Linked DNA regions of Homo sapiens: region 1 is linked to region 2. A link is a contact called in ENCODE Hi-C or POLR2A ChIA-PET data. All regions are on one chromosome and are shown on one strand. The core of a region is the stretch at or near the end of the contact, and the rest is flanking DNA. Distances in the headings are between cores, read along the strand shown.

Region 1 (5,102 bases), core at 1,098-3,597, 580 kb before region 2:
TGGGGGCTGGGGAAGGCCAACTCCATGGTCTAGATCCAAAACTTGAAAGGACATTCCTATGCTGTCTCTAGAATTTGATATTTTCTTCAGCATGCTGTGTCAGGAACATATTCGTAGTAAGAGAAGAAAGGATCAGCCTTAGGGAAGGGAAGCCTGGCGAGGCTGACCCCTTCTCACGCAGGAGGAGCGTGGAAGGCCACGCAAAGCATGGATGGCCAGCTCGCATCTCATGGACCCAGGCCTGGGGAACAGACTCCTTCCCTCCTGGCAGCCTCCTCTGGCCCTGACATTACTGTAGCCACTGACTGTCATTCAATGGTGGTAAGATTTGCTCACTCTGCTGAGAGAACAGAAGACCAGGAAGTCAGCTAGCAGGGCTCATAAACCAAGTATGAAATTTCTCACGTCATTATTTGATGTCATGACCATGACATTTAGCAAAGAGAAGCTGCCGTGAAAACATAAAGTGGCAGCCGCACTTGAACATGAATGGTCCCCTGGGCCAAGGCGGGCCCAGGCACAGCGAGGGCCCCCAGGAGACATGAGCTGAGTTGCTAGTAGTGATGCCAGCTCAGCCAGTAACAAGATCACTAAAGCTATGTGTGTTCTAAATTCCTTATGGAAAGTGAAAGTCTCTTCCCTGAGGTTTTGCTAGACTCTGTGGAAAGCGCTGAACCTGCAAGTTTATCACTCAGGAGTCTCACGGGAGGCCAAACAATGACTGATCAGAGAGCAGGGTTCCCAACACAGCCCCCCACACCACTGGGGCCTGAACTGTCTCATCTGTGAAATGGCCTAATAATAGGACCCACTACCAAGGTGGTCGTGGAGACCAAATATGAAGTTGCAGGCACCTTTGAAGGTGACCTGTAAACAGTGGCCATAATGACTGCAGAAAATACAAGACATGGGAAAAAGAGAATTATTGAACACTGATGGACCTTTAAGAAAGGTGGGCACCTCAGGCACCTCCTTCTCAGGAGGGCAGGTGCAAAATGCTGGTTTGCCTTATGGAAGCTGCAGTCTCCGTGTCGCCGGCTCAGGGCACATGCACCTCAGCTGTGTGAATGCCTTGCAGGAAGCCCTCACCTGCACAGCCTGCCTGCTCCATGCCCCCAAGGCAGGTGCTGAGGGCGGGAGTAGATCTGAGAAGGATGCAGAGCCTCCTACAGTTGGGGTTGCTGCCAGTCTGGGGGTTCCAGGCACTCAGCCCGAGGCCTGTGCTTCCAAAAGGCCAGAGGGAAGGCAGTTCCACCCCACATGCTCTGCACAGCCTACCACCATCTGCCATGTCGTCCTGTCACTGCCCCCCTGCTGGCTACCCAAGCTTCTCCAGCCATGATTGCCTGCCACTGCCAGCACAGGAAACCTCCTCTCCAGGCCCATGGCCTCCTACCTCCTCTGCATCCAGGGGGTATTCCCTCCCCTGCCCCTCCTCCCACTTGTCCTCACCCCACCCTCAGTTCACAGCCCCATCCCATGGAACAAGGACAGAACAGCTATCAAGCAAGTATCCTGTACCCAGGGCTGCTCCCACAGAGCAGGTTCCCATGGAGAACCCACTTAACCCTCACAACAGCCCATAGGTTCTGAGCTCCCCTTCCCTTCTTCACTTTCCTGATGAGGAAATTGAGGCATAGAGAAGTTGGGCCACTTTCTCAAGGCTATTCAGCTGAAGGAGTCAGGGCAGGATTCAAACCCAGGCCCAGCTCCAGGGGCCTTGCTGTCAGCCAGCTCCTCAGTATCAGAACCACTCCTATTGCAAAGGCTCCCAAACTTCAAAAGATTTGCCATCTGCCAATGCTATAATTATTCATGTAACATTTTTCTTGAGTTAGTTCACTTTTTTAATATAAATTTATTCTAAGAATGAACCTGAGGCTGATTCTCATTCAAAAGGGAAAGTTAGCAAGAGAAGTGCCCAAAGTCCCCACACGCATGGGGGTTCAATTGAGCCTTTCTTCTTGTCCCCAGAATGGAGGACAGGGCCGAGGGTGGGTGTGGAATGGCGTTTTCCTTCATCATTCAGTGTTTGGCTCCTCATTCAGGGCCACCTGCCCAGGGCATGCCTCCCCAGGCACAGGCAGGTCAAATCCCACATCCTTAGTTTTTCTTTTCTCCTCTAACCAGAGCCCAGGATGCAGTCAGCTTCTAAGAAAGCCTTGTAGGACTAAAGTACCAGGCCAGACTCCAGAGAAGCTCTGTCCTCATTCCTGTTAACGCCTGGTTTTCCCTTCGACCTCAGCACTTGGCCTTTGGCCCAAGTCTTGTCTCTGGAAAGGAAGTTCTTTCCCTTCCAGACACAAAGCCCAGCTCACATGACTGCGGGAACCAGGTGTCAATGCCTGAAGAACTCTGGAAGCTCCTGCAGGCTGGCAGCCCAGGACAAGAGCACACTGGGGGACTGGAGTCCTGGAAGCCAGCCCCGAGAACAGCTGGTGCCCTGGCAGAACATTCGCCCCTGGCTGGACAGACTTGTTTACCTCCTGGGAGAAAGCCACAGAAGTGAGTCCTTTCCCTTGTGGAATTTGGAAAGGGGTGTAGGTTTTAACATTCTGTAAACATTCACTTTCCCCTGTGGTTAAAAAAAAAACCACAGGAGATTTTTCAGGTCCCACTCCAAGTTTGCACACCCCACATGCCCTCTGTTCCGTCTCTCTGAATGGCTCTACCAGAGCCCATTCGGCTGCCACAGACACAGCACAACACAGGGCAGCCAACTTCACACAGAACGCTCCAGAGCCTGGACGCAGGTTGGGGGTCCTTCTATTTATCAGGCTTTCCTGGGAGTCCACACAACATTCCAGATTAACACCTGGAGGAGAGTAAGCCCTGGAGGGGAAGTTCACAGACACAGCCACACAGGTGGAAATCCAGAGAGCACAGCCACTTGGCATACCTGCCTCGGGCCCAGCGACTTTCCTTGCCTCTTGGCAGCAGCCTAGAGAAGCATCAAACTCCTCCAAAGAACAGGAGGCTCCTGCTCCCCAGTGCTGTGCTGGATAACAGCCAGTTTCTCTGCAAAAGAAGCCTTGACTTATAACATTTGCCAGTGATCATGGTGCAAATATTTCCACCGCTGATTCTCGGCTCCTGATAGGACTGACTGCACAAGGAAGATATGCACACACAACTGCTCCACGGAGCCCGTTTGACACTAGCCCCAGCCTGGGAGCCTGCAGCCCCAATACCCAAACCACCCAGCCCCAGGGGCAGCCTCCTCCTCTATCTTTGCAGCCACACCCCAGAAGCTGCCCAGATGCCCCACCCCAGGCCACCCTTAAAGTTCACTTGAACTAATTTTCCCCTTTATAAAACAATAATTGTTAATAATTTATGATTTCATTCCTTTTATTGAATAATTATTCATTTAAGGATAAGTAATTGCTAATAAAAACCTGTTAATTTGTCCGGGCGCAGTGGCTCATGCCTGTAATCCCAGCACTTTGGGAGGCCAAGGCGGGTGGATCACGAAGTCAGGAGATTGAGACCATCCTGGCTAACACGGTGAAACCCCGTCTCTATTAAAAATACAAAAAATTAGCCGGGCGTGGTGGCAGGTGCCTGTAGTCCCAGCTACTCAGGAGGCTGAGGCAGGAGAATGGCGTGAACCCAGGAGGCGGAGCTTTCAGTGAGCCGAGATTGCGCCACTGTACTCCAGCCTGGGTGACAGAGCGAGACTCCGTCTCAAAAAAAAAAAAAAAAAACCTGTTAATTTGGAAGGAAGGTGAGAAGCAAAAGCATGCAGCTTTTTCAGTCCACCCCGTGTGACCTCCAGGCCACACTCCCTCTGACCCTGGGTTTAAGATGGCATGGAGGGTCTGCATAAGCTCACGGCTGGGCTTCCACAGATGGCACCGTACTCCCGGGCATAAGGCCACGGGCTGAGAGCACGCCCACAGACTCTCCATGGCAGCCCTTGTCCCCAGGCCACCGCACGTGGCCTTGCAGCTCATCCCTGTTCAAAGGCACTACCCCAGGGATGCTGGAATCTGCACCAGGCAGAATACCCCTTTGGGAGGGGAGCCCTTCCACAAAAGTGGCCCCATTCACACTGGGAAAACATGCCAGAAACCATACAAAATGTTAGCCTGGAAAACTGTCCCACAATTTAGTTGTGAAGTCCAAAAATCTAATGGGTTTCTAATGTGAAGATAGAAGACTGTTCTTGTTGAAAACGGGCTGGCCTACTGGGAATCCACATGAGATGGGCCACCGTGGGTGGAATAAATACATCAGGGTGAAGACCAGAGCCTGTTAGTTACAGCAGATTTTGAACAGCTGTGGTGGCCAAAGGCCTTTGCACACTGGAGTGACTTTGAGGGTTTGGTCACCTGCATGAGGAGGAAGGACGCCAGACTCCATTCGAGTGGCCTGGGATCCAAGAAGGTACAGGTGGGATCCTCCTGCCCTAACAGTGGGTTGTGGAGCCCAGGTGTCAGCCCAGTCAGGTTCCACAACCCACCCGCTGGCCTAGAATTGCCTGTGGTCGCCCCAGAGAATTCTCAGAAAGGTCCTGTCCCCAACAAAGAGGTCTCTGTGGACATAAACTCCCTCAGTGTGGGTCACTGTGCTGCAGTCTGAAGATGGGGCCTCTCTAAACTACGACGTGCCAGGACCTCGGCACCCAGGAGAACGCAAGGGAGCACAGGCAGCGTGCGTAGGAAGACCCCAAATATTCCAGTGGCAGCAGCCGCAGCCTGGGGCTGGAGGAAAGGTGGATGCTGCTTCAAAAACAGCCCACCCCGAGTAACATGGGATCCTATCAGATTCTGGCTGTAGCGTGCAGATTCCAGACCAAGGGTCCCAGCCCAAGTCTCAGAGGCTGCCCGGGCACCCTCCTCTCAGGTGGGGCAGCTAGGCCGGGACTCCACGCCTCACCCCACCATGGGAGCCCCACAGACCACACCGAGTTTGCCTTCCACGACAGCCGCTGTGTCACACACGGGTCAACGAGGCTGTTCCCCCACAGCCTCCCGTGAGTTAGGATCCTCCCCCAGCTGCCCTGATGTTTTAATAAGGGAGTGTGCTCACTAGGGTAATTAACTTGGGAGGTGAGCAGAAGAGCAAGGGGCAAGGGTCACCCACTAGGGACATGGGGA
Region 2 (4,476 bases), core at 738-3,237:
CCTTTGACAGATGCATTAAGAAATATCTGAACAAAATACAGCACTACTATAAGTGAGGGTGTAAAGACCAGGGAGGCATACGATTTAGTCTTTGTTTTAAAAATATTGCTGTGGCAAGAATGTGGAGGACACACTGGATGTGGTAAACCTGGAGACAAGCCCACAGCAACAGTCTAGGTGAGAGATGAGTTCAGCTGTAACTGAGACATGCACGGGGCATGTGCAGTGGTGGACAGACAGCGTACGAGGGTGGAAGGTGCTATAGTTCGCTGAGTGGACACTGCAACCATGGGCTTCCCAAGTATTACAGGGTTATTGAGGACTAATATAATTCACATTTTATGAAGATATAAGGCTCCGAGTGGTTAATTCCTTGAGGCACTTTCAGCTAGGTTTTGGGAGAGCTGTGATTCATATTCAAATGTCTGATTTTAAAGCCCAAACTCTGGGCCTACAGCAAGAATTGGCCTAAAGCAATAATTTAATTGAAATGCACAGGACTCAGCTTACTAATAACACACAGGTAAATATGTAACATCTGCAGCGAGAGATACTGGAGGCAATATGGCACAGGGTGGCACCCCTGAGGTGGAGGCCAACAAGTTAAAAGTGTGGAATGCCTCAGTAAAGTCATGAAGACAGACTTTAAAAATGTCTACTGATTCCGGCATTTTGGGAATGCCTAGTGATCCAGCAAGTCTATTTCAGTCTAGCGGTGAAGATAAAGCGACATTACGATGGATTTAGTAATAAATAGGAGGTAGAGACAAGGAGATAACGGGTATAGATTTCTCCGGGAAAACATGGCTGTCAAGAGAGACAGGCAACATCTACAGCAGGAAGAATAGCCCAAAGGGAGGCATCCTTTTTACAGCTTTTTTAAAACTATAGGGCAAACATGAATATGCGGCAGGAGTGGAATGCAGCTAAAAAGAAAACGGATGAGGTAGTGGAAGATCCAGGGACACAAAAACTAACTGATGAAGCATGAAGAGGACGGGGCGCTCAGGTTTGGATGAATTAGCTTTTGAAAGTGAGTTTTCCACATCTGATAAATCCTTCCCTTTCCCCTTGAAGCTGAAGGTAGAGAAAGGGAAGCCGGGGTGGACTGGGGCTGGAACACGGGAAGGTCTGAAAGCGCCTCCGCGCGTGTAGAGGGGCAGTGCCGCGGAGGAGCGCCTCAGGAAGGGCATGCCCTCGCAGCACGGGCTTTTGCTGTGTCACGTGTCAGAAAGCCACGGTGACCACCACCCCGCCAGGGAGGCCAGAAGAAGTTCTGCGGCGACAATTCTCTAAAGCAGGGCTTAAGTCCAGGCTCGGTACTGACAGCCGTGTCCCTTCTTGGGTCAACACTGGGGCTAACTCTACCATGTCTCCTCCCAGCAACCCCGAAAGTCGCATGGGGGACACGACCCTCTGTCGAGCTCCACACCGACAGTCTGACCGGGGGCGGGACCAGCGCCTGGTCTCGCGGCTTTGCTGTCGCCTCCCGCGCCCACGGGCACCTCCGCCACCGTGGCAGCCGTCACGGAGCCCTTCCGCGTCCCGAGCGCCAAGGCACCTGCGAGCAGCCGCTCCAGGGCTCGAGATTGGGTGACAAGCGGCCGCCAGGCCAGGGAAAGCAGACCCGCAGGGCCCGCGCGCCTCCAGCCACCTCCGCACCCGCACGCTCCACAGGTTTCAACCAGCAAGAGCGGCCCGCGGCGCCGGGGTGGAAGTGGGGTCAAGGGGAGGTGAGCGTGCAGGACGGGGCGGGGCGCACTGACCCCGCCCAGAGGAGCGCCATGGGTGGGGACGTTACCTCCAACATGCCTCTCCTGCTCGCCCCGGCCGTGTCGATGAGAGTGTTGTCCAAGTCAAAGAAAACCGCCCGCACGCGGCTCAGCCCCATAGCGCCGGCCGCTGGCGCGAACCGTAGCCTTGCCACCGCCGCCTGCGCATGCGCAAGGCGGACTGCCCAGAGAGACGTGGGAGGAGCCGCGAAGTCACCAGACCATCTCCCGGCGCGGGTGGAATTCCCGCGATCTGTCTCATTCCCTGCGCCGCCGAGAAAAGTGAGATCCCGCGAGACTCCCAGGGTATGGTCTCTCAAGAGCCCTGGAAACGTGTGTCGGCGCCGCCGGATGCGGCGACTTCTCAGTGGCTGTGGCTGGCGTTGGTCCGAAGCGTGGTGTTCTTCCCTGGTGTCTTTCTGCTTATCTCTTTCCTCCCTGGGCCCTCCGGCGCGAGGGACCGTCATCACCTCCCCGAGAGAGGTTGTCCGCGCTGCCAGGCGCTGGGCAGCAGGCTCTCCGGGTGGCCGGGCGGGCGGCGCGGAGACGTCGGCGGGCCTGATGTCTGCCTTGAGCGCCCGCGGTCCTAGCCTGCCTGTACGCGCAGGTCACTGTAGGTGATCTGGGGACGGGGGAAGGTGGAGCCTGCGCCTTCCCGCCTCGCGCCATTTGCGGCCTTCGCCGGGGTGGAATCCCTGTCTGCCTGGGCCCGCGCCAGCACGTTTCTGAAGGATGTGACTTGGGTCTCTTACAACCCGTTTAGTACCTGTGCCCTAAGACGGAGGGGCTGTGTAGTGGCTGCCCCATGTTTTGCCCTTCCTGATTGTTTTCCTGAAACCTTGCGTTCTCAGGTCTTTGGATGCCTTTTACTCGGTTGTTTTCAGGCATAGCAAGAGGTTGAGGGACGTCGACCGCCTTTTAAACCCGCGGAAGGGCTGTAGCAACTCTTGTCTCCTAGTGCTGGCAGAACGGGGATCGTAACACTAATCTCTAATCTTTGTCTCTCTTGGGTACCTTTACTGTAATTTGGATATGTGGTCATCATTAGTGACCAGAAATTGACTGTCAGGTACAGGCCAATTACCTGATTTTGTTTAGCCAGTGAGCTAAGTGGTTTTTTTTATTTTTTAATTTATTTTTATTTTTATTTTCGAGATGGAGTCTTGCTCTGTCACCCAGTCTGGCGTGTAGTGGCACGATCTTGGCTCACTGCAACCTCCGCCTCCCGGGTTCAAGCAATTCTCCGGCTTCAGCCTCCTGAGTAGCTGGGATTACAGGCGCATGCCACCACCCCCCGGCTAATTTTTGTATTTTTAGTAGAGACGGAGTTTCACCATGTTGGCCAGGCTGGTTCTCGAACTCCTGACTTCGTGATCCACCCGTCTTGGCCTCCCAAAGAGCTGGGATTACAGGCGTGAGCCACCGCGCCTGGCTAAGGGTGATTTTTACATTTGTAAATGGATTTAAAAAATCAAAATAACAGTGTTTTGTTACACATGAAAATCAAGAAATTTTAGTGCCCATAGTTGCATTAGAACACAGCGCACACATTCATTTCTGTATCGTCTGTGGCTGCTGTTGCCATACAGAAGCAGACAGAGTTGAGTAATTGTAAGCGAGACCACGTGGCTGGAAATCCTAAAATATTCATTATTTAGCTCTTTAGAGAAAAAAATTGCCAGTCTCTCACCTCGCTGGTGGAACTCCTTAACAGACCACTGATGTTCAGTAGGTTAGATTAATTGGTTTATCTTTATATTAATAGGAGTTTCTTCTGCAGCGTTAGACTACCTACAGTTTCTATATTTTATGGAGCACAATCACAGTTGACATCTCATTGCTATGGTGGAGAATAAACCCATAGGCATTCCTCAAAACCATGACTCCTTTCTGTGCTTACCTCATTGACGTATAGGGCTAGCCTATCAATTGTGGACATTTAGATTAGCAATCAGCCAAAATTATGGTGAATTAATTGGAGTTACTTTTAATTGCCTGAAATGTCAGAATCAATTTAGCATAAAACTATAGGCACAGGAAGCTTATAGGATTGGAGCAGCTTTTTTTTTTTTTTTCTGACTTGCATGCAGAGTTTGTTGTTTGCTGATTTAGGCAAAAATCTAAGGTTAGATGAGGCATAGCAGTCTGTATAATCCTTTTAAGGGGATGCGTTGTTTGATAGATTTCCTTTTGTGACAAGTCGTCTAATGGCATTCCATGACCTGTCCAACTTTGTGTAGAGCACCCTATTCTGTTGCTGTTCATAAAAATCTGAATCTGTTGTCCCACACATAGCACCAATTGAAAATAAAAAACAGGAGAGGGAGGATTAAAATTGGCCTATACCGCCTCCTCCAATTGCAGAAACATCGGTGCTGCCTCCTTCGGTAGTAGAAATAGAAACCCCAACACAAAGAATTTTACGCTCTGCTGTCATAGCTGGAGAGCCCTTAGGACCTTGCGCTTTTCCTGTTTCCATAAGGCCTGATCCAAATAATCCATAGTAGGTAATTCATGAACACACTCCACAGGAATTTAAGTTGTTGAAGGAATTAAAAACTAGTGTGGTCAATAATGGAGTACAAAGCCCATGGTTCCCAGAGGAAGGAATTCTAGACATAGAACTCTGGGAACAAGTGGGGAGAAACCTTAAACAACATCAGGCGCAAAGGCATCAGGTCCCAGTAAAATCTTTAATGTTATG

Evidence for each region. A loop is a pair of places that touch in the nucleus more often than their neighbours do. ChIA-PET counts read pairs that join two places held with the same protein, here RNA polymerase II (POLR2A). Pooled maps may share reads with other maps.
Region 1: a loop to region 2 is called in a map of sigmoid colon, with 3 times the contacts of the local background. The contact joins the enhancer-like site here to the promoter of ZNF337-AS1 in region 2. A Hi-C loop is called at or near these places in 1 of 168 maps with a recorded cell type or tissue (sigmoid colon) and 2 of 50 pooled maps. POLR2A ChIA-PET finds 5 or more read pairs at or near these places in 1 of 52 experiments (MCF 10A).

What each region holds. Positions count from the first base shown.
Region 1 is chr20:25,037,569-25,042,670 of GRCh38, forward strand. The region is part of intron 2 of ACSS1 (acyl-CoA synthetase short chain family member 1); the gene reads right to left. Among named protein-coding and RNA genes, the nearest start is that of ACSS1, 18 kb to the right of the region's middle. Within about 2 kb of position 2,348, at least 24 of the 41 ENCODE cell types and tissues checked have a DNase peak (open chromatin) inside an H3K27ac peak, as active enhancers do; they include sigmoid colon, where a contact is called at or near this core.
Region 2 is chr20:25,622,058-25,626,533 of GRCh38, forward strand. It overlaps ZNF337-AS1 (ZNF337 antisense RNA 1), which reads left to right and starts at 1,988. Exons shown (of 4, transcript NR_126465.1): 1 at 1,988-2,078. NANP (N-acetylneuraminic acid phosphatase) reads right to left here and starts at 1,957. Exons shown (of 2, transcript NM_152667.3): 1 at 1,802-1,957. The coding sequence starts at 1,891. RefSeq lists enhancers at 1,230-1,905, 1,877-2,046 and a silencer at 1,647-1,706.